3 separate regions of the Homo sapiens genome follow, and regions 2 and 3 are each linked to region 1. Evidence: chromatin loops called from intact Hi-C (ENCODE). Cell type or tissue: endothelial cell of umbilical vein. All regions are shown on one strand.

Region 1 (8,000 bases):
CTGTGATAGAGCTCTCACAAGATCTGGTCATTTGAAAGTATGTAGCACTTCCCCTTTCGCTCTTTCTCTTCCCTCCTCCCGCTCTCTCTCTTCCTCCTCCTCCCGCCATGTAAGACGTGCTGGCTTCCCCTTCAGCCATGATTGTAAGTTTCTTGAGGCCTCCCAGCCAAGCCTCCTGTACAGCCTGCAGATCTGTGAGTCAGTTAAACCTATTTCCTTTATAAATTACCCAGTCTCAAGTATGTCTTTGTAGCAGTGTAAGAACTGACTAATACAGATGCTGTCTGTCCATTTCTACTGATACCTTCAAGTAGACCTGCAGCGACATCCTGATCCCTGTCTTCCAGGGGAGGGAAAGCACGGTGTCACTCCTATCATTTCTGCAACTGCCCGCTTCTTCACCATCTCACTCCTTTTTGGCCGAAGTGCTGCAGGAGCTCCTTAACTAGTCTCCTACTTCTAATATTAGAATATAATATTTCCCACCCCCAATGTATTTTTTTCTACTGCTATTAGTGATCTTTGTTGTTGTTTTTTTCTGGGATTGGTTTTCACATTTGTATTGGGGGCCACAGGGAAGGGAGCTCTTCCCTGTCAATAGAGGAGCTCACAGATTCTTCAGTCACTCCTACTTCTTCAGAATCTTCTTCCAATTCATTCATTTTCTCAATCTCCACCACTCCAGCTCAGATCTTTCTAAGAATACGGGTGAACCAATGACAGGGCCAGGAAGGTGGCATCCAGGCCCAACCAACACAAACACCAAAGTTCTCACCATCTTTGCCGTAGCACTGCTATCAGGAGCCCCCGAACCCATGGTACTCAAGAGCCACTTGCTTACTTGGGAACATATGCTTGGCCCTTCAACATCTCTGTAGTAAAGTCATAAAGGAAAGATAACCCACTTTAACCTCCCTTCAAACTGAGGTGACAACTAGGATTTTATTCCCCTTATGCCAAGGAAGAAATTGCTTAATGGGACTACTTTGAGATTTTTCCTATGCTTGTAAAGAATATATCCTTTAGTTAAGATGATTATCATATGTTTTAGTTTTAATGGGAAATGCAAGTGCACATTCTAAAATTTTAAAAAGAAAGTGTTTACAATGTAATTAAGTTTTCCTCTCACCCCTGGCCCATGGCTACAAATTCCCACCACAACAGCAACTAGCTTCTGGTGTGTCTTTCCAGAGATGTTTGATTTATGGCTGCATGAACACACATGTGCACATATGCATGGAACACACATATTATATATAAATTGATTTCAAAATACAATACCTGGGCTCTATTTTTTTTGTTGTTTTTTGAGAGGGAGTTTCACTCTTGTTGCCCAGGCTGCAGTACAGTGGCGTGATCTCGGCTCACCGCAACCTCCGCCTCCCGGGTTCAAGTGATTCTCCTGCCTCAGCCTCCCGAGTAGCTGGGATTACAGGCATAGGCCACCATGCCCAGCTAATTTTGTATTTTTAGAAGAGACGGGGTTTCTCCACGTTGGTCAGGCGGTCTCGAACTCCCAACCTCAGGTGATCCGCCCGCCTCGGCCTCCCAGAGTGCTGGGATTAGAGGTGTGAGCCCCTGTGCCCGGCCTACCTGGGCTCTATTTTAAACCAAAGCCACAGATTTCCCTATCTGCTTGTCATTTCTGACCTCTGTGACACAAGCACAAAAGCTGGAACACATACTTGTCCCTGACTCACACTGCCCTGGCCTGGACAACCCCGACCTGCACCACAGGTCCTCACGGCCGGCCCATCCCACCCTCAATCTGTTATCAGTGTCTCTTTCACAGGTGAGGAGGTAGCTAATTTTGATACCTATGTCCAATTTAGCCCAGGTGCAAAGAAAGTAGGAGAGTGCCTTTGTATTTTCTAAATCAAACGCATCTTTTCAAATAAAAGAAAAATGTGCCACGGAAGAGTTTCAAAATCGAGGTCCGTTTTCACATATTCAGGTAAAGTAGCAAAGTGGTAGCAGTGACATGACAGATAGGTGCAACATATGAGGTCAAAAAGAAAAAAATCACAACAAAAATCATATGCATAAAAACACAGATATGCACTGAAAAGGTAAGCAAGAATCTAACCTTTTCCATCTCCATGATTATGCAGAGTAGAAAAGCTTATTTTTCATCTCTTTAAAATTACCTTGTCTGTTTCCTCTTGGCAATAACTTGGTCACATCCATCTGTCTTCTGTTTCACTTGATTTACTCAGGCCTGGCCAATGCTGCCAGCCTGACAATGAGCCCGGATTTGCACGGCCAGCCCGGATTTGCAGGTCTCTCCAGTGTGGCCGCTGTGGACTGGCAGTGGGCTCTCCTCCGCCCCTCCCCTCCACAGGGCAGGATGGGCTTGCTTCCCATCTGCCAGGCAACTCAGGGTCCGCAGCTCTGCATGGCAAGCCCATCAGATAAAGAGGGATTCCTGCTCTTGTTTGGTGGGTGTTCTATGACGAGGTTGGGGTTTTGTCTTTTAACAGGGAAAGAAATAGCCAGACTCACAAACAAGGGAGGGGCAAGGTTATATAAATGTGATATTGTTCAAGGAGTGTGCTGTGAAGATCCCCTAGCTACCTTAGACTGGGAACTAAGACCAGATTTGGAGCAAGGAGAGAGGCCCACCCCAGAGAGACACAAGCCTTTTTTGCTTGGGAAGAGTTTCTCAGCACCACTGATTAAAATTTGCCGTTATGAATGGCAAATGTTCTAGGGTTGCTGAGTTTATTCCCATGAATGCGGGCCTTGTTTCCTGCTCGCTTCTCTGTTTACAGATCCTTGTCTTTTCCTGTTGACATCCTTGGTGTTTTCATACCCACGGGGAAGAGGAGAAGAGCAGCGCAGAACTCAAGGGCAATTCCAAAACAAAAGGAAAAGCTCTGGAGTTGGGTGGGGCAGACAGATCCCACTGCCTGATAAACGGGGTGAGACCACAGTGGCTAAGAAGAAGCCTGGATTAAGAGGCTAGATCTGGAGGCTTTGGGGCCTTAGTCTTCCGATCTGAGAAGTGGGAGCATATCTCTCAAGATGCCTTTCAGCAAGTGGTCCCTGCTCCCAAATGTTTATCATCTGGCAGCGATGAAACGCAGGTCATCTACTGAATTTCGTTAGCTTGTCTGTAAAATAATCAGGAAATCCTGGATATTTTCAATATAAAACTCTTCAAATTGAGGTTTTTCTATTTCGTGCTTGCTTGAGTTCTCAGCTATGCGATTGGCTGGTATGAAGGCGATCAGCGGTAGCACTGAGAGAACAAACATCACTGTCAGGGCAAGCATTTCTCAAAGCTCTCTTTGACCTCTTCAGTGAGCAGTTAGACACCCGTCGCAGCTCCTGAACAGCTGTTTGGCACCCTGGTAACAGATAAGAACTCACATTCGTTACGTGCTTCCAAAGTGCTGGGCATTAAAACACTCCCAGAGAGTAGGGTCCTAGTTTCGCTATCACCCTCGGCTCTCAGATGTAATGTACACTTCAGTAAGTAAGAACTGAATAAATAGATTGAATAAAAGATTACTTGAGAAAAAGTACAGTAAGCACAACCTCCCAAATGAGCCAACCTCAATTTACACTCGGATTATTAAAAAATGCGAGTAGACGAAGGTCCTCAGATTGGTTTTCGCTGTGCTAGTTACCAGTGTCCACGAGGAAATATGAATCATCATCAAGTTCATTAAGAATGACTGTCTGAAAGGAAGCCTGTGTCCTGGCAATACAATCAACTGCAGTTAAGTGCGGCTGGTAAAAGATTAGGCTGGTCTCCTGTGAGACGTGTTAGAACAGTGTTTTATATTTAAACACCCCCATTCATACGCATCTCACAAAATACTTTTCGTACCTTTTGAGACCAGCCTGGCCAACATGGCAAAACCCTGTCTCTACTAAAAATACAAAAATTAGCTGGGCGTGGTGGCAGGCGCCTGTAGTCCCAGCTACTTGGGAGGCTGAGGCGGGAGAATCTCTTGAACCTGGGAGGTGGAGGTTGCAGTGAGCCGAGATCACGCCATTGCACTCCAGCCTGGGTGACAGAGCAAGACTCCATCTCAAAGAAAAAAAAAATAGAAGCTGTCTCATAGTCATTTGTGCTAGACCTGTTTTTCATCAGCTTAGGTGCCTTATTAGAGTATATTATCTAGAACTATAATAGATACAGTTCTCAACATTCCTGAGGTGGTAATAATAGCATTCCTATATAAAGCATAATTTTACAGAGTATTTTCATACATAACCACTAGCTCTGTGCTTTAGCCTTCTCATCTCTAAAATTGAAGTGATGGTAACAAGAACGACTTGTTCAAGTCAGTAAGTGGAGGAAGTCTGGTCTTTTCAGTGCAAAGCCTATGATCTCATGTTCAACAAAGGTCATTATTTCGGTGTAAAAGCCACTGGAGCCAAGCTGAGATTCTGGCACTTTCCAAGCACTCAATAAATACTTGTAAATTAATGAAGGAAGGAGGAAGGAAGGAAGGAAGGAAGGAAGGAAGGAAGGAAGGAAGGAAAAAAGAGGGGAGGGGAAGGGGAAGGAAAAGGCAAAAGGGGTGGAGAAGGGGAAGGGAATTTGCCATTGATATTTGTAAAAAGGAGTCCTAGAGATTATTCCCTACATTTGGGGCTCATGAAATAGTATGAATTTAATTGTAAGACTTTTCATCAATTATTTAAGAAACAACTTTGAGAAAGTCACAGCATTACTGACAATAATGCTGTCTAGATACTCATGATTTGGCTGCTTTATCTCAAATTCATTAGGGAATGGGTTAAGACAGTACTATATTAAGAACAATAGTGCCACCTAGTGACACTTCTAGTTATTGTCTCTAAAATTGCCTATGACAACCATTCTAAAAAAAAAAGATCCACTTAAGAGACTGTGTGATATGTGCAATCCATCATCTTCATCATTTTTCTATACAAGAAACCTTTTCTTGAAATTTTAGTATGTGATAAATCTTTACATCCTCATTCAGATTTCCCAGATGATGTTTCTAAGGGATCTTTTTATACCCGATTTTTCAGTAGTTTATGTTTCTATTTCAAAAACTGTGTTTCTTATAATTTAAGAAATATAAATTTATTTTATATTTCTGTTTCTTATATTTTAACACATATCAATTTTGAGATGCAAATCAGTATAATTGCTGCTCGTAGGATAGACAGTATTAAATATATACATTGTGAGACATTCTGATCAGGCTACAGGTACTAATTATGTAATTAGGAAATTATAGGTTTAATGAGAAGCACCCATCTCGGTCAAAAAGGTTAGAAGCTCGACATTTCTCTAGCTTCTTTAGTTATACAAAGTTGAGCAGGTCAGGTAACTTCAGTAATCTCATCTGTGAAATGGGATGACAATTCCTACTTTATCCACTTCCTAGCGTTCTGAGGATCAAGCACAATTCACAAACGCTTGTAAAACTGGCTCATGACCATAAGAAACTATCGACGGTGTTTCCATAATCACTTTCTTGGGAGGAGCACAACTGCCTGCGCTCAGGTGACTGCCCCACTGCTTATTCCCTGTGTAACTTTGGGAAGTTACTTCCTTGCCCCCTGACATTTCATTTGTAGAACAGGGATAACAATACCTACCTCAGGCCGGCCGCGGTGGCTCATGCCTGTAATCCCAGCACTTTGGGAGGCTGAGGCGGGCGGATCACTTGAGGCCAGGAGTTTGAGTCCAGCTTGGCCAACATAGTGAAACCCCATCTCTACTAAAAATACGAAAATTAGCCAGGTGTGGTGGTGCACACCTGTAATTCCAACTACTTGGGAGGCCGAGGCACGAGAATCGCTTGATTGAACCTGCAAGTGGAGGTTGCAGTGAGCCAAGACTGTGCCACTGTACTTCAGCCTGAGTGACTCTGTCTCAAAAAAAAAAAACAAAAAAAACCCAAAAAGACCTACCTCAAAGGGCAGTTGTGTAACGTGCTTCGTACATAGTGAATACTCAGTGCATTTTCACTATGTGACCACACACACACACTCACTGCAGTGGCCACAGAATCAACCATCAACTTAGGAGATTGTCACTATGTGGTTCTCAAAAGGAGATATTAAGTAGACAAAGTTTTCATCGTCATCATTAATAATATTTACTGGACACCAAAAAGAAACAAAGTCTTGGCCCAGGTGTCTTCCACTACTGGATTCCACAACACTCTTCACAAATAATACAGATGAAACAGAACAGTGTGTCAGGTAAACGTAAGGCAGTCGAGAAACAACTAAGTTTTTTTGTTTTTAATCTTCAAAACTTTTCTCTCAATTTTTCAAATCTGGCTTTAAGCAGATCAATAAAATAAGCACAGTTACGATTATGCCAGAGATGGAAACAAGGCTGAGCTGGAGGGGAGGAAACAGATAGGACCCGGAGAGGCGTTTTATAGCTATCTCCCCTGGACCTGAGTCCATGCTGCCCCCTCTTGCCTGGACGACGGCAACAGCCTCCATACCGGCCTTCTTGCTTCTCTTCGTGCCCCTCCATTCAAGACACAGCACCAACACTGATTTTAAAAATATAAATCACCTTTCTTCCCTGCATTTCACATTAGGACTCTGCTCCAAATACCCTCCCTGGACCCGTATCATCCATGTGCTCTCCCGATGCTCCTACCACACGACAGCCTCGCCCTGATCCTCACATGGGTCCGGACCTCCTTCCTGTCATTCAGATCTCAGCTTACCACCCAGAGGCCTTTCCTGACCACCCTGTCATGCATGCCCAGTTCTCTGCACAGCACTTAACCTGAAATTGCACATGGATTGTCTGCCAGCAGAGAATGCAGTCCCACGAGGGCAGCATCCTTGTCTGTCCCACCCCCCAGTTATCCCCAACCCTTACAACAGTGTAGGGTACATAACAGGTGGTTGACAATGGTTCAATAATCATCAAGATTATCCCACCGTATTTTTCTGTTTCCTGTGAAACACACAATTCTCCACCTGGTTTTGTGACACATTGTGGTGAGTTTAAGCTTCTAAGTGGAAAAAAGAGCCAGATGTAGATTCTTATATTTGTTAGATCTTGGGCAGGAGCTTCAGTCTAAACTTCAGGTCTATTAATAAAAAGTAGAACTGATACCTCAGAGACTAAGAGGATTGGGTGATAAATGTGACAGTTCATATGAGCTGCTCCCTCATTCTAATGATAAAAGGAAGCCCAGGCAAATTGTTAGCAAGTGAATACAGACCAGCCTACTGCCCCAAGTTGTAAAGCACCAATATTAAACAACATATAAATGCTTTGGTGTTAAGCAGACAAAATACCATCACAATACTTTTAAGAGGGGAAATCGGTATTGAACAACGTTGGGTAATTTTTTAAAACGGATTTTTTCCTTTTTTAGATTGTTCTCTTTATTCTCGTATTGCTTGGCCTTGAGGATTCTGAGCTCACAGCAACCTTGTCTTTCGGCTCTTTTCTAGTCTATATATTACATGAAGTGCCTTCAAACACACAATAGTATTGTTTATTTTAACCTGGAATAGAATTTTCTGAAATTCTGTTCCAATCATCAATTACCCCAAGATTATTTTAAATTTCAATAATGACCACAGAATTGTATCATAATAGAACAGAAATGTCTTGACTCTTTTAGACATTTGGGGCTTTTCAGAGACAGTATCGTGGTTCCAGCACTGTGAGCTCTGAAGTTAGGTGCCCTAGGTTGGAATTCCAACTCATGTCCTAATAGTTACCCTAATCAACTGCTCAAGTATGCTAGGTCCTCCCACTTGAAATACAGGGCTAATAAAAATCCCACAAGGTTGTTGGGAAGATTCAAGAAAAATTGTGTAGGCACAACGCTCCACATATAGTAAATGTACAATAACTAATCTTCGGAATTTTGCCTCTTCTCAGAATCTTAGATGAACGCAATGTTTAATGTTTTCCCAGATACATTCTATATTTATCATTTAATAAACATCTGACTAGAAGCGTGAAAAACAATGGCATAACTAGTTTTTACTGCATAATAATGTTAAAGGGTACTTAAAAG
Region 2 (8,000 bases), 300 kb before region 1:
AGAGTGCTGGGATTACAGGTGTGGGCCACCGTACCTGACCCTACACTCAATTTTCATAGCATGTGTCACCCTGCACTGTGACACAGTTTGCAAACGGGCACCACTCTGCAGACCAGGCTTTGAATAACCCTGCTCTGTACACACAGGGGTGTTGGAAATGCTTAACAACCGGCTCTCTGATTGAAGAAAATCCACAGGGGGGAACCTGGATTTCAGGCATTTGCTGATTTCCATGGTGTAAATACACCAAGGTCAACAATTTCAAGCTAACAGTGAAAAGTGACTGAATACAGAGGTAGAAAGAAATGTGCACAATCGAGCTTAGCAAGCTGAGAAGGGCCAGTTCCAGCACGCTTCTGTCAACCCCATTAGATTTTAAAAATCTTTTTAATAAAGCCCTTTTGGCCAGGCACAGTGACTCACACGTGTAATCCCAACACTTTGGGAGGCTAAGGGAGCTGGATCACCTGAGGTCAGGAGTTCGAGACCAGCCTGACCAACATGGTGAAACCCCATCTCTATTAAATAAAAAAAATTAGCCTGGTGTGGTGGCACATGCCTGTAATCCCAGCTACTCAGGAGGCTGAAGCAGGAGAATTGCTTGAACCTGGGAGGTGGATGTTGCAGTGAGCCGAGACGGTGCCATTGCGCTCCAGCCTGGGCAACAAGAGCGAAACTCTGTCTCAAATAAAGAAATAAAGGCCTTCTTTTTGAGGGCTTGTTGAACAACTGCTGATCACCTGGACCAAATCGGGAGAACTTTGCCCTCAGCAGATTTTAGACAGTGGACCAAGGCAGCCCTTCTCTCTGGTAGTCTTCATCTCAGTAAGATGACACCATCTGATAGAACTCACAGCAAATCCAAGGTTGCTTTCCCCATGAGCTCTGTGTAGGCGCTGCCACTTCTCAAGGATGATCAAATCACAGCTTGCTTGATAATAGCTGCACTTAATAACAACGCCTTGGGGTAACAACATGTTTACATCAAAAAGATGTTACTTGACTCTGGGACATCTGCATATATATCTATATATAATTTAATTTATATATAAGTTTAATTACTTTGTCTTATTGTGTTTTTATTTGTGGTTCCTTATGGACTTGCTCTCTCATGTTTTAAAGAATTTCTAAAATGCAGTAATCAGGAACTGCTAAATAGTTGCTCTACATAGCTTATGGTGTATGATCCATTCGCTTAGCTGGTAAGGGTTTATGAATAAAAAGGCACAAAAAGGGAGTTTGATCTCACATCTGTTTTGTGGCCGCCTGACACTTGTGTGCTGTTAAACTTGAAGGATAACCAGAGTGGAAAGAGAGTCTGGATAATTTGCCAGAACATCTTCACCACTACAGAATAAAATAATCTCTGGCCCAGGCCTTCCTGAAGCTTGCAACACTTTCTTTTTTTCTTTTTTTTCTTTTTTTCAGACGGAGTTTCATTCTGTCGCCCAGGCTGGAGTGCAGAGGTACGATCTTGGCTCACTGCAACCTCTGCCTCTTGGGTTCAAGCAGTTCTCCCGCCTCAGCCTCCCAAATAGCTGGGATTACAGGCGCCTGCCACCACGCTGGGTTAATTTTTTTTTATATATTTTTAGTAGAGACGGGGTTTCACCATGTTGACCAGGCTGGTTTCGAACTCGCGACCTCAAATTATCCCCTGCCTTGGCCTCCTAAAGTGCCAGGATTACAGGCATAAGCCACCGCGCCTGGCCGCATTATCTTTCCATACAAATGTAGGCAATATTCAATCATGAGCTAGCTCGAAGCTGAAATGATAGGAATGTGTTGTTTTCTCTATAATGTCTTTCTTTCTTTTTTCTTTTTTTTTTTTTTGAGATGGAGTCTCGCTCTGTCGCTCAGGCTGGAGTGCAGTGGCGCGATCTTGGCTCACTGCAACCTCCGCCTCCCGGGCTCAAGCAATTCTCCTGCCTCAGCCTCCTGAGTAGCTGGGAATACAGGCACACACCACCACGCCTGGCTAATTTTTGTATTTTTAGTAGAGATGGGGTTTCAACATGTTGGCCAGGATGGTCTTGATCTCCTGACCTTGTGATCCACCTGCCTCAGCATCCCAAAGTGCTGGGATTACAGGAGCGAGCCACCGCACTCTGCCGTATAATGTCTTTCTTAAAAATATAACTTTTTTTTTTTTTGAGACGGAGTTTCATTCTTATTGCCCAGGCTGGAGTGCAATGGCGCAATCTCGGCTCACCGCAACCTCCGCCTCCCAGGTTCAAGTGATTCTCCTGCCTCAGCCTCCCGAGTAGCTGGGGTTAGATGCATGTGCTGCCACGCCTGACTAATTTTGTATTTTTAGTAGAGATGGGGTTCCTCCATGTTGTTCAGGCTGGTCTCGAACTCCCAACCTCAGGTGATCTGGCCGCCTCAGCCTCCCAAAGTTCTGGGATTACAGGCGTGAGCCACAGCGCCCGGCCCCAAAAATATATAACTTCTTAAATGTAAATACCAACCTCTGGTCTCTCTGTGCACTACAGTATCCACTGAATGAAAATGTCACTGAAATCTGCAGCTCTAGTTCTGCAACTCTCTCATAAATGGATAAGAGTCCTTTCAGCCAGATGAGGAAAAAAATAATTTCATTTGAAATGAACAAAAAACTTATCAGGGCAAAGGAAAGCAGTAATGGTGATAAAAAATACAGCATCATTTCTTTTTTCAAGTTCCACTTACATTTTAAAAATCATTGTTTTTGAGAACGTCATTCTGTGTCTGGAATTTATTCCTTCTTGTGGGTTCCTGGTCTTGCTGACTTCAAGAATGAAGCCGCGGACCCTCATGGTGAGTGTTACAGCTCTTAAAGCTGGTGTGTGCGGAGTTGTTTGTTCCTCCCGGTGGGTTAGTGGTCTCGCTGACTTCAGGAATGAAGCCACAGACCCTCACAATGAGTGTTACAGCTCATAAAGGTAGTGTGGACCCAAAGAGTGAGCAGCAGCAAGATTTATTGTGAAGAGCGAAAGAACAAAGCTTCCACAGCATGGAAGGGGACCCAAGCGGGATTGCTGCTGCTGGCTGGGGTGGCCAACTTTTATTCCCTTATTTGTCCCCGCCCACGTCCTGCTGATTGATCCGTTTTACAGAGTGTTGATTGGTCCGTTTTTACAGAGTGCCGATTGGTGCGTTTACAATCCTTTAGCTAGACACAGGTGCTGATTGGTGCGTTTACAATCCTTTAGCTAGAAAAGTTCTCCAAGTCCCCACTCGACCCAGGAAGTCCAGCTGGCTTCACCTCTCAATTCTTGCAGGGAGCGGTGGCTCATGCCTGTAATCCCAGCACTTTGGGAGGCCGAGGCAGGTGAATCACCTGAGGTCAGGGGTTTGAGACTAGCCTGGCCAACATGGTGAAACTCTGTCTCTACTAAACCCACAAAAATTAGCCAGGCATGGTGGCGCAGGCCTGTAATCCCACCTACTCCAGAGGCTGAGGCAGGAGAATTGCTTGAACCCGGGAGGCAGAGGTTGCAGTGAGCCGAGATTGCACCATTGCACCTGGGCGACAAGAGCGAAACTCCGTCTCAAAATAAAAAGAGAACGTCACTCTTAAACAAATCAGATGTTTCACTTACTGTATAGAAACTGCTCGTTTTCTCTTTTTCTCTTTCTCATTTTCTCTTTCTGTTTTGACCAGGCAAGACAAACATATTGGCTGGTGTTTCACCCTCCTTCAGTCTCACTCTTATGTGTCACACACCTGCTGGTGCTCAGACCTTCTCAGTGGGTTCTAAATCTTTCCTGGCACTGAATTCTGAGAGTAGAACTGAAACCAACCAACCAACAAACAAAATACCCTTAGGAGAGAAGTGTGGGTTTAGGGCTTAGCAAATCTAGGAAAGGGGGATGTTGGGGAAAATGGAAGGATTTCGTTGTATGAGTTTTGGAGTGCAGAAGAATTGGAAAATGAAGAAGGGGAACTATGGGGAAGTGTGAGTTGTGATTTGAATCCCTTTCCTCTCCTTCAAATGGCAATCTTAAGCCGGGCATGGTGGCATGCGCCCGTTGTGCCACCTATTCAGCAGGCAGAGGGGGAGGATCTCTTAAATCTGGGAGTTCAAGGCCAGCGTACACAGCACAGTGAGATCCCGTCTGTAGTTGAAAAAAAAAAAGCAGTCATGAAGATTTGAATTCCTTTTACCTTCCTAGCCCATGACTGGACAGTGCCGCTCACTGCAGTGAAGCCTCATAATAACGAGTAAAGTCCCTCAGCATAACAGCATGGGAGATGGTTCCTGTCCTTAAGTCTCATAATAATGAGTAATGCCCCTCCGTATAACAACATGGGAGATGGTTCCTTTCCTTAAGCCTCATAATAATGAGTAATGTCCCTCCGTATAACAACATGGGAGATGGTTCCTGCCCTCCATTCAGCTCCCTTATTCGAAGTTGGGGGGGATCTCAAAATCTTATCTTCTTTGGGTGTTGGGGGCTGGACCACCCTGTTGGAGAAGCCATGTCTCCAGTATTCTCCCTGTCCAGTCTAACCATGGTAGATGTCAAGCATTACTGGAACTCTGCCAATGTCCCTGTTGAGCAAGGTATCCAGAGTTATCCCTATCGATAGCGAAGATGAGCTGACAACAGCCACCAGGTGGCGTCCAATTGCAGTTGGCCTGGGGAGTGTAGGAGCCGCACTGGAGGCTCAGTCCCCAAGGTCAGTCATGCGTTGGAAACAATGTGAACTAGCCCCTCCCACCCCCACTTATCACATCATGGCAGGATTTTTACTGTATGTCACAGCAAATCAAATGATTCCATATTTGGCTGAATTATCTAGCTTTTTTTTGGAGGGGGACTGTTTGGTTTTGTTTTCTAATTGTGTAGAGATGGGATCTCGTTATCTTGCCCAGGCTGGTCTGCAACTCCTGGACTCAAGCAGTCCTCCCACCATAGTCTCCCAAAACGCTGGGATGACAGGTGTGAACCACTGTGCCTGGCCTCACTGTCCAGTTTGGATTATCCACACTAAAAGAAGAAACCAAGGAGAGCTAACAAGAAGCAATACATAATCCAAAAGATCAGACATTTGATGTTGGAATATGTTATTTAGCTTCTTGAAATATCAGTGGGCGGAATGTCCTGAGAATCCATTTTGAACAAAATAGTGAGTTCACGTTGTAAAGACATGTCTTAGGAGAAGTGGTACAATGCTGTAGTTTCATTCAATTTTAGCAGGGAGAGGTTCTATCCTAATTATGGCTCCCACCCACTCTGGGTCTTCAGCTGAATCACTGAGATGAGCGTTACTCCCAGCAGGACTACCATCACTCATGCCTCTCTGGGAACCAGAGCTCCACCATGGTTTGGATGCAAGAAACTAAATTGAGTGAGGCAAGATATTTACAATGTATATGCACTGGCATTGTTTAGCCAGAGGCTTAGCTGTGGGCTAGTGGGAAGAACCTGAGGCTGGCTGGCTCGCTCCTGACTCTGCACCTTGCAAGCACTGTATTTTCCCTGAGTCGTATTTCCTGTCAGGTGCATTAGCTAAAAAATGAGGAAGTCGACACTTATTGTTGAGCTGCATTCAAATGATAAAGATGGGCCGGGCATGGCATAGTGGCTAATGCCTCTAATCCCAGCACTTTGAGAGGCCAAGATGGGAGGATCGCTTGAAGCCAGGGGTTCAAGACCAGCCTGGGCAACACAACAAGACCCCCATCTCTACAAAAAATAAAAAATTAGCTGGATGTGGTGGTGCACACCTGTTAGTCCCAGCTGCTCAAGAGATTGAAGTGGGAGGATTGCTTGAGCCTAGGAGATCGAGGCTGCAGTGAGCCATGATCGTGCCACTGCCTTCCAACCTGATGACAGAGTGAGACCCTATCTCTAAAAAAAAGAGAGATGAAGTTGTGTGTTTCATGAGTCAACATAGATGGGAAGTTCTCCTGGGCTGGGCCTCTGCCAGTCATCCACCCAGGGAATGAGGGGTGACTGCCTCTATGTCATGCACCTTGTCTTTCCCCATCCCAGAGTCCATATGATATTGTAATGAGACATTTGCTTGATTTATTCCTCCAATACTCAGGCAATCCCTGGGAAATAGCCAAACATTATTGTCTCCATCTATTTTATGGTTAAGGAAATTACTCCAAATCATAGGCCACTGAAACAGCAGGACAGCATAATAGAGTCCTTTTGTTTATTGTTCATTATAGGGTGTTTCCTCTGAGTGGCCAGAGGAAACATCTTCAATGTTGAAGCAAGTATTTCATTCAGTGAGATGGCCTGAGTTGGCAGCTGGAACTGTAGGTAACAAGTTGGGACTGCATGGCCAGGTCTAGCTGATGTGATGGAGCCACAGTGACACCACCTGTGAGAGTGGGTGGGCTGGGGTGGGGTGGGGAGGAAATGATGGAAGCATAATTATTTGAATGAATTTATAATAGCTGCTTAAGGAATTGTGCTTCACTGACCGGAGTCCCACTTGGAAACTTAATTCATTTTTGATCCTTATTTTCTTAAATCATGCTTTACAAATGAGAAACTGAAAGCCAACGTGTAAAGCTTCTTCAAAACCCTCAGCGTTGTAATCAAATGGCTAGAGGGAGGGGCTGAGGCTGCTGTCGGGAGCCTCCAAATAGACCTTGACCCCCTTGTACGGGTCCAAAATTGTACTCAGCAGCCTAGATTCAGGCCCCCACCATTTTTTTTAGACCGAATCTTGCTCTGTGGCCTAGGCTGGAGTGCAGTGGCACGATCTCAGCTCACTGCAACCTCCTCCCCCCAGGTTCAAGCAATTCTGCTACCTCAGTCTCCCAAGTGGCTGGGATTACAGGCATGCACCACCACACCCGGCTAATTTTTGTATTTTTAGTACAGATGAGGTTTCACCATGTTGACCAGGCTCGTCTCAAACTCCTGACCTCAGGTGATCCACCCGCCTGGGCCTCCCAAAGTGCTGGGATTACAGGCGAGAGCCACCACACCCAGTCAGATTCAGGCCCTTGACTTGACCAAGTTGCCCTAAAGAAAGACACTTTAGGGAGTGACTCATACAGACCAAACCCACGAAGACTGATTTATAAGCTAGCATGTGGATTAATTTCTACAATAGGAGACTTTTGTACAGTGTAAATACTCTCAGTGAGTAGTTCTGCTCAGAAACAAGCAAAAATTAAACAAAAGAAGTTTATATAGTGAGAGTTTATCCAGAAAAAGACAGAGAGAGAGATAGGCAAGGTGGAAGTGAAGAAGGAAGACAGAGAGGAGGAGGAAGGGGAAAGACAAGAAAGAGGGAGACGGAGAGAGAGAGAGAAGGAAAAGGAAGGATGACAAGACAGGTAGACAGAGAAAAGAAAAAGACTGAAGGAGGGAAGGAAGGAAAGAAGGGAAGGAGGTGGGGAAACACAGAGGGACAGAGAGAGAAAGGGAGGGAGGGAGGAGGGAAGGAAGGAAGGAAGGAAGGAAGGAAGGTAGGTAGGTAGGTAGGTAGGTAGGTAGGTAGGTAGGTAGGTCGGTCAGTCAGGCAGAAAGACAGAAAGGTGGGAAGTGGCCGGGCCCGGTGGCTCACGCTTGTAATCCCAGCACTTCTATGTGTCTGTCTGTCAGGATATAGGCAACAGCTTCCTCTTCTGTCCTTTGAAAGGAGGCCTAAGGGAGAGGATCTCTTGAGCCCAGAGTTCAAGACCAGCCTGGGCAACACAGAGAGACCTCCTCTCTATTTTTTAAAAATATTTTTACAGGAAGGAGGGAAAAAGGAAAAGCAGGGAGGAAGAAAGGAAAGAAGGAAGGAAGGAGGGAGGGAGGGAGGGGGGAGGGAGGAAAGAAGGAAGGAAGGAACTGGCTTCGATAAACAAGTTGCAGCAGCTACCATGGCGTGTGTACCCTTCTCCCCCAGACACCTCGTCCTTGTTATTAGGATCAGAACACGCATCCTCACAACCTCTTTGCCTTCCTTTTTTCTTTTTCCATATTTATTATCAACCACTAAAATCTCTTCTAATGAGTTACTCTGTTTAATATTAGCTATATTTAGTTTTTTCCCT
Region 3 (8,000 bases), 170 kb before region 1:
TACCCCAGCCAAAGAGCAATCCCAAAGCAGGAATTCAACAGTTAAAAACTGGGAGCAAAAAGACTTAGTGGATTTTCCTTATCGATCCTTCTCATTGTTTTTAAGTCATTTTAGGAGATCTTTTGGCGTCACTCTCAGCTTTCTGGGAGGACACACTATTATCACAAACCAAGCTTACCCCGGGCTCAGGAATGGAGCTGAAAGTGCACTTGTTTTAAGAAAACTTGAAAAGATTTGCAGACTTTTATAAGACAAGACAGTAAGGAGGGCCCGACTTCCTCAGGAGTCTTTCCAGAGCCGACGGGGAAGGCTCCCCCCTCCCAGGTAGTTTTAGAGGAGGACGGCGGAGGAGCACGGGGAGAGGGAGGGGCCCAAGGAGGAAAAGCAAGTAGCTTTTGTTCTTGAGAGTTCCTCGGCCTCAAGTGAAACAGGCCGGCCCGCACACTGCACGAGTTAGCACAAGCAAAGGAACTCCAGGACCCAAGAAACTAGAAATGAGGCCGTGAATCCCACCTTCTCAGAGGCCTGCCCACCCCAGACGACTCGCCAGGGAAACCTAAAAGGGGAAAGAAACCCGGGTAACCTCGGCAGCCTCGGCTCCCCCAAAGAGCCCTGAACCAGTCGCAAAGTTTCCCCTTCAGCCCGTCACCTTTCATTGTTTCCAGGAGTCGGCGCCGAGGAGCTGGACCCTGTGCGCCCTGGGATGGGGACCGCGGAAGTTCCCACCGATGCGGCCGGCGGGGCCCAGCCTTGGTCCCCAGCTCCGGGGAGAGGGCACGCGGCTGTGGGCAGCGCGCCGGTGGAGGAGGGGGGGCGCAGGAGGACCCCAGGAGCGCAGAGGGGGTCGCCAGGGAGGACCACGGCGCTGGGGGAAGGTAGGCCAAAGTGCCGCGGGAGAGTCGGGGGGACGCCAGAAAAGCCGTGGAAAAGGAGCACTGGGGATTCCCGGGGTGGGAGGCGGGCCATGGAAAGGAATCAGAGCCGCCCCCGCCGGAGCCCGAACAATGCGGGGAGCCCACCCCGGCAGACACCCGGCTCTGCGCTAGAACCATCCTCGAAACACAGAGCCCCTCACTTATTCCCGGGAGGCCCACCACAACAGACAGCGCGTGTCTCTAGACCTGTCAGTCCTCCCAAGGGTCGGCACGGCTTTCACGGGGCGTCTCGGACGCCCCCCGCGCGTTTTCTCCCAGGGCCAATTCCCTGTCCCGAGTCCTCCCTCCGTCCCGCGGGGAGGGGTCCTTAGGGCGTTCTACCAACAACGACTGCCAGTTGATCCGAGTTTCAAGTTTAATTTCACTCTCGCTGGGAAAGCCTGGAGGCAGAGGGAAGCTCCGCGCGTTTCAGGGCCTCCCACAGAAACGCAGCCGAAGGAACCCCGCTGGCCTTGAGGCTACCCCCCAGGAACGCCCCGCAGCGGGCCGGGTCTGAAAGAATGTGGAGTTCCAAACTCCAGGCGGCTCCCGGGCATGCGCAGTAGCGCCGCCCCTCCCGTCCGCTTCCCGAGTGATTAACTTCTGTTTTGAACCACTCCACATAAATCACGACAGAAACGCCACCTCCAGCCCACAGCGGAACACTCGGGGGACCTCCCAGCCAGGGACTCAATTTTTGTTAACTTCAAAAGGGACTTCACACTCTGACCTTTCGGGGTGTTTTGTGTGGTTTCTCCACCCCCCGTCCCCCTCCGGTGTATTTTGTTTTTAAACCAAACTGACGGCAAGTTTTAGTTGTAAAGCTTCCAGAACACTTCGTGGAAACAATGACAGCCTTGCTCTTTGCACTTACAACCAAGCCTGCTTGTCACATTTGGACGCATTTTGACTGCATGCCGCTTGAAGCTGCTGGCCCTGGGTGCTAACTCTTCCTCCTGCCCCAAAATTCATCGTGGGAAAACTTTTAGAGACTGGGGATTTGTAAAAGTCTAGCTTTCCAAAGCTGTTTACACCCGAGGGCGATGAGGGGGTCCAGAATCGCATTCCTTCGATCGTAAAAACACCACATCCCTAAAGAACAGTGCTAGGGCCCGGCTGGGAGTAGGGGGGCGGCGGGGGCGGGGGCGGGGGGAGCCTAGGAGTGGAACTTTCAGACAAAGCCGCGGCGGTCCCGCGGCCCCGGCCGCCTGGGTCCGGATCGGGAAAAACGAGGGGCTGGGTCCTCCCTACTCGGACCCCATATCCCCAGCACGCGAGAAAGAGCGAGAAGCCACGCGGCGGCTGGGCCGAGCGTGGGGTGTCGGCGGAGACAATGAAACTTGCAGGCGCACAAACAAGGCGCTGAGCGTGTTTCTTGACAACGTGCCAGCAGCGTGGAGAGGCTCGCCCCACAACAGCCCCTCGTGTTGTGTCTAGCAGGAAAACAGCCGCTGCCGTTTCAGACGCAGCCTCAACAAAGAGCACGGCCGCCACTCCAGCATGAGAGCCCCTGGGCGGAAAAGTCCACCAAGTGACTCCGCGCGGCGCGGCCCGGCCAGCACGTTTCCCCGGACTCGCGTCTTCTGGTGCGCGCAGCCCGCGGCCGCCTTACCTTTCTTGCCTTTCATTCTGGATCTCCCCTCCCAGCGCGAGGCAAGGCGGGGGTCTGGAGGGGCCAGGAGCGGGGACACAGGGGATAAGCGAACGTCTCCTTCACAGCCGACTCTCCCGTAACTTGTAGGACGTGCTCCAGCCGTTATTGCTAAACAGGACGCTCTGATCCCAGGCGCCCGCTCCTTGGGTGGAATTCAAGTGACACTTGGGCTTCCTCCCGCCGGGATCTTCTGGCAGCCGGCCGGGGGCTCTCCCTCGCCCAACTCTCTCCCCTCCCCTCTCCGCTCCTTTGTTCCCTGCTCCTGCTCGGCGCACCTCGGCGCTGTCAGAGTGAGAGAGGCGAGGAGGGAAGGTACAGGAGGTCCTGCCTCCGCCCCCAGCCGCCCGCCCCGTCCCCCTCCCGCCCCGCCGCTCCTCCGCCCCTCCCCCGCACCTTCCAGCCGGGAAGACTGGACCGAGCGCGGCGGCCGCTGTCACTCGTCCCTCGGGGGCGGCGGTGCGGACGCGGGGGGTGGCCGGGTCCAGAAACACGATCCTTTCCGCCTGCCGCGCACGGACCGCCCGCATCCCTCGCCCGGCGGTGGGGGCACCAGCCGAGCGCCCCAGGTTTCTCCCTTGGGCCTTTCTTCCCGGGGCTGGCGAGGGTGCGTTTGGTTCGGAAACTGCAACAGATGGAAAAAAGGACACCTCCCTCCTTCCCTCCTCCACCCCCGGGAAGAAAAGCCTCCCCGTCTCGTTTTTGACAGCTGCCCCGAACTCTACTGGCCCTGCTCTAGCCGCACGAGACAGCCGCCTCTGATTCAAGGGGCGGGGCACGGGAGGAAAAGTATTCGAGACAAGAACCAACTTCTTCCAGAATGCGCGGCTGCCATTGACACGCGGGCGCGGCGCGGCGCACCCTTCTCCTCCCGGGGCTCTTCCTCCAGCAGCGACAGTGGGAGGTCGGCGGGGGTGGGGCGGGGGGGAATGATGAGACACAGCCTAAACGAACGTCTGTTCCCCCGGGCTAAAGCTGCGAGTTCCGGACTGGATTGCAAGGCAGTTTCGAAATCTGACACGTTGCGGACAGACACTTGTCACGCTCACATGCTCTTTAAACGTCTCTGCCCGGGGACGGCCGGGCGCGCGCCTGCCTCACCAAGACTCCGCCTGACACCCCGAGTCGCCGAACCCCGGCAGCGGCCACTTTTATAGCTAAGGGGTGACCACGCCGTGCCTGCTCGTCTGTTTCGGTCAACAGTGTCTACTCTTCGGATTGGAACCCTGCTAGGGGATCCCTCCTCCCATTTCAAACAGAAACTAGCCATTAAGTAAACACCCGTTCCTGTTGGCTTATTTTGGTCCACAGTTAGGAGGGATCCAACAGGAGTTTCTTGATGAAATTGCGCTTTCAAAGACCAGATGCTGTTTGGCTGACTTGAAGAAACGCATGCCCCCTCCTCTGGTTCTAGTTTTCGCGTGGTTACGTCCTGTTGTTTTGAAGCAAACGAACTGTCACATGCCACACAATGAGACTTCCCCCATCACTTTAAAAAAAGGAAAGAAAAGCCCTAAACGTAAATAAGCCTAGCAGAGACAGCGCCCGGGTCTGCCTCCAGTCTGGGCTCTGTGCTGTTTTTGTTCGGTAACCTCGGTGGAGATCCCGGCAGAAGAAACTCTGTGGAAATAAGATTAAACCCGAGGAGTACTAAGACGGCCAAGGGATAACTAACTCGACTTCGGAGCGTCTGTTTCAGGAACTAGAGCTAGCCTGCCACCCTCCCTCAAAAAAAAAAAAAAAAAAAAAGACACCCCCGCCCCTAGAATGCGTGGAGGCCAGAGTTTAAAAAGCCTGGGTGGTTTTTCCAATTACAGGACTAAAATGAATCAACAGGGAAAAAAAGCGTCTCTCTAAGAAGGCAGCAACCTTACGATTTTTTTCTTCTGTGGTTTGCTGACTGCTCGGGACAGAAGAGAACACACACCTAAAACGGCTCGGGGGGAGCGCGGTCCTGGGGACAAGCCACCCGCCCGGACGCTGCCCTGCAACTGCCGGGAGCACAGTTCCTTCCCGGACCTGGCTGCAGATGAATCAGCTGCTGCGCCCGGTGCGGGACAGATGTGGCGCAGGGAGGGGGCCAGCGCCCCCGCCGCCCGTTAGAGGGGGCCGCCTCGCTATTTCGTTTGAAGGGTTGTCTGTGGCTGGGATTGGTGGCTCCTATCCGCTGGGGAGCCGGGAGCGGAGGGAGGAGAGACGCAGGGAGGAGGAGCCGGGGGCTGGGCGACGCTGCGACTCCGCGGCCTGAGTGGCAGGAGCCTCGTCTGGAACCGGGCGGTTACTGGGGAGACGCTTTGTTTGCTAACTTCGAAAGCGGCTTCGGCTGCCTCGGCCGCTTTCGAAGCCACTCCACAAAACACGCCTTCGGTCGGTTTAACCCTACCTCCCCCCCCGCCCGCTTTAGCCAGCTCGAGACAAAAATGTTTCCCTCTTCCCCGTGGTTCTCCTTGGCCACGCGGTGGCTCTCATTATGTACACAAAGGTAGCTTTGCTTTCGTCCAAGTGGACTTGGCTAATGACTGCGATTCTCAGGCAACCGAGATGGGAACCGAGAATTGGAAAGGGTTTATAGCTTGAAAACAAACTTTCCAGGAGAAGGGGGGAGGGGCGGAGACAATTGAAAGCCTCTTTCGAATTAGGGGGAGGAAAAAACGGAGATGTGAACTCACCTTGGCTAGAAGTCAGGCTTGATCGGGCCAATGCACAACTTTTGCCCGAGCAAGTCATATCCAAACGGTTGTTAAAGCTGGCGAGGCACTCCAAAGAGAAACACTGGCACAATTCTGTGATGTAGCGAAAGCTTACAGCCCAACCGCTCCCGTAGATGCACCCCCACTGCCTCCCCCCAGCCAACGCTGATCTCAAACTTGTTTGGAGTTTCGGATTCTTGGTGCATTCTGGGAAGAAAGTGCCTAGGGTCAGCGCAACGTAACAAAGGGAACAGCCTCAAAAAAGTGGGCTTCAGATACCAGCAATTGCTTAGGGTATTTTTTGTTGATTCGTTTTTCTCGAGGTGGAAAAACAAGTTTCATTTCTAGCTCTGTCAGTCCCTTCCAGTCTCGGGGCCTTGCTATAAAACGGATTCAATGACTTTTAAGATTCTTTCCAGTGCTTTTTTTTTTTTTTTAAAGTATATAGATTCAAATTTGCTACATATTATTTGCTGATTCATATGAATGTTACTTGAATTGGGAAATTGCTTGAGTAAAATTGAGGCGTTGCTTGGTGCTGGCGGAGGCTACTGATAAACGTTTTTCACCATTATTTTTTTTCTCTCCAGGCACACATAGTTCCTTTTGGCGTCTTATCTTCTGAAGCTGCCTCAAGGCCAAGCAAAGAAAGTTGTTAAAAAGTTAAGTTACTTTTCACAGCCTGCAAACCCTTCAAAGGCAAGAACTCAAATAGAAACTTGGAAAGGCAGATAAGCCAGAAAAGTGTACTAATAAACGCACTTAATATGATTATTTTTTGATGCCAGGTCCACCAAGTGAAGATTGGAGGATGTATTTGTTTCTTCTACTCAACAACAATTGATAAAGCATGAGTTCCATCAAGGACTGTGTTCTAGGTGGAGAAAGGGTGACTCACCCAGTCATTGGATCTCTTTCACTTCCAGTCTCTGGAAGGCAGATATCTTTATAAAATATGCAGACAGCTAGGCTCTAAACACTGGACAAGAGGTCTGTAATCATCCAGTCACATCTCAGGTCAGAGGGTCTTGGACTGCTTAAGAAAGAGCTGACCATTGTCTTAAGAACCTGGGGTGGCCTAGAGCCATCTTGAGGTGATTTTATCAGCCCCATCAGGATAATTCTCCTCAGCTTCCTTGCATGAATAGTGTAACTGGTGCTACTACTTTTGTTTTTAGTCACTTTTCCTAGCCTGCACTTCCCTTCCCGGCCCTCCTTTTTCCTCTGTAGCCAAGTCATCACTTCTCTTTACCTAAATGAGTTTTGGAATCCAGGGGATAAAACGAAAAGATAGGCAGGGCGCTGTGGCTCACACCTGTAATCCCACCACTTTGGGAGGCCGAGGTGGGTGGATCACCTGAGGTCAGGAGTTTGAGACCAGCCTGACCAATATGGTGAAACCCCATCTCTACTAAAAATACAAAAATTAGCCGGGCGTGGTGGCGTGTGACTGTAGTCCCAGCTACTTGGGAGGCTGAGACAGGAGGGTTGCTTGAACCTGGGAGACAGAGGTTGCAGAAAGCTGAGATCGTGCCATTGCACTCCAGCCTGGGTGACAGAGCAAGACTCTGTCTCAAAAACAAAAACAAAAAAACGGAAAGATAATTCCTTGAGCACAAGCTTCACTCTCCTTATTCTCAACATCTGTGTCTGTATTATTCTTTACAGTTTATGAAACACTTATTTAATCTCACTTAATGCCCAAACTAGTGATGTTAGTTATTTTTTTTAAAAAGTCAAGATCACTTAACACATCCAAATATAACAAAGTTAAAAGGCATAAAACTGGGTACCCAACATAAATTATCTGATTATAAATCAAGTGGTCTCTGGGAAATCTTGTCATTTCAGAAGGTCAGATGGATGTGGAGGGCAGAAACTAACCTCAGATTATGCCAGGGACGCCAGGGCCTCCTGAACACTGTGGGGGGTTGTGCTCTGAAATCTACCTCCAGTTTTACAAGAAGCTCTCTTCCAATCTGTCTGCGCTTTTTTTTTTTTTTTTTTTTTTGCTTTTCTTCTCTTTTTTTTTTTTTTTTTTTTTTTTTTTTTTGAGACAGAGTCTTGCTCTGTCACCCAGGCTGGAGTGCAGTGGCGCAATCTCGGCTCACTGCAAGCTCTGCCTCCTGGGTTCACGCCATTCTCCTGCCTCAGCCTCCCGAGTAGCTGGGACCACAGGCACCTGCCACCACGCCCGTCTAATTTTTTGTGTTTTTAGTAGAGACAGGGTTTCACCATGTTAGCCAGGATGGTCTCGATATCCTGACCTCATGATCCGCCCGCCTCAGCCTCCCAAAGTGCTGGGATTACAGGCGTGAGCCACTACGCCCGGCCTTCTTCTCATTTTTTAACTACAAAAAAAGTTCTGAAAATTCAAGCAAGAGAGAATATACTAAGTGAGACATGGCCGACCTGGTAACTGCCCCCTTCCATTCTTCATTTAGGCATTTGTATATTATGCACAAAGGCAATGGGTTTTCCATTGTTACTTGTTCCCAAGTCCCCTCTGCCCGGGATGTTCCTTCACCACTTGTTGATCCTCTGGCAGTTTCTCACCAGTCAAGGCTAGGCCTAAATGTTACTTCTTAGAGGAGTCTTCGCTGATCACCTGACCTAAATTAGGTAGCCCCGCTGCCATCGTGTGGCTCAGGAGTTCTCAACCACAGCCCTATTGACGTTTGGGGCTGGATCATTCTTTCTTGTGGGGCTGTCCTGTGCATTGTAGGATATTTAGTGACATCCCTG

What was found. Hi-C counts contacts between places; a loop is a spot of excess contacts. Peaks named below come from ENCODE experiments on the same cell type or tissue, not always from the same donor. Only the 100,000 strongest peaks of a DNase experiment are listed, where the experiment ranks them.
Region 2: a loop joins it to region 1, with 11 times the contacts of the local background. A loop is called at or near these places in 90 of 110 quality-filtered maps.
Region 3: a loop joins it to region 1, with 7 times the contacts of the local background. A loop is called at or near these places in 90 of 110 quality-filtered maps.

The regions. Positions count from the first base shown.
Region 1 is chr18:3,278,407-3,286,406 of GRCh38, reverse strand. It overlaps MYL12B (myosin light chain 12B), which reads right to left. Exons shown (of 4, transcript NM_033546.4): 4 at 7,946-8,000. Among named protein-coding and RNA genes, the nearest start is that of MYL12-AS1, 20 kb to the right of the region's middle. In endothelial cell of umbilical vein, a CTCF peak has its summit at 4,811 (motif pointing left); DNase peaks (open chromatin) are centred at 3,656, 4,316 and 4,756; H3K4me3 peaks cover 278 bases; H3K27ac peaks cover 2,488 bases.
Region 2 is chr18:3,582,613-3,590,612 of GRCh38, reverse strand. All of the region lies in intron 7 of DLGAP1 (DLG associated protein 1), which reads left to right. Among named protein-coding and RNA genes, the nearest start is that of DLGAP1-AS1, 7.5 kb to the left of the region's middle. RefSeq lists an enhancer at 3,506-3,675. In endothelial cell of umbilical vein, a CTCF peak has its summit at 4,588 (motif pointing right); a DNase peak (open chromatin) is centred at 4,622.
Region 3 is chr18:3,445,032-3,453,031 of GRCh38, reverse strand. TGIF1 (TGFB induced factor homeobox 1) reads right to left here and starts at 2,860. Exons shown (of 3, transcript NM_003244.4): 1 at 2,527-2,860. The coding sequence starts at 2,542. It overlaps LOC124904237 (a long non-coding RNA gene), which reads left to right and starts at 2,376. Exons shown (of 2, transcript XR_007066269.1): 1 at 2,376-2,500; 2 at 5,846-6,026. RefSeq lists enhancers at 1-299, 300-921, 922-1,543, 3,631-3,820, 3,408-4,027 and 2 more and silencers at 2,121-2,170, 2,811-2,970, 3,001-3,110, 4,771-4,840. In endothelial cell of umbilical vein, no CTCF peak of the experiment used is centred here; DNase peaks (open chromatin) are centred at 1,491, 2,311, 3,961, 4,761 and 6 weaker places; H3K4me3 peaks cover 5,677 bases; H3K27ac peaks cover 6,379 bases.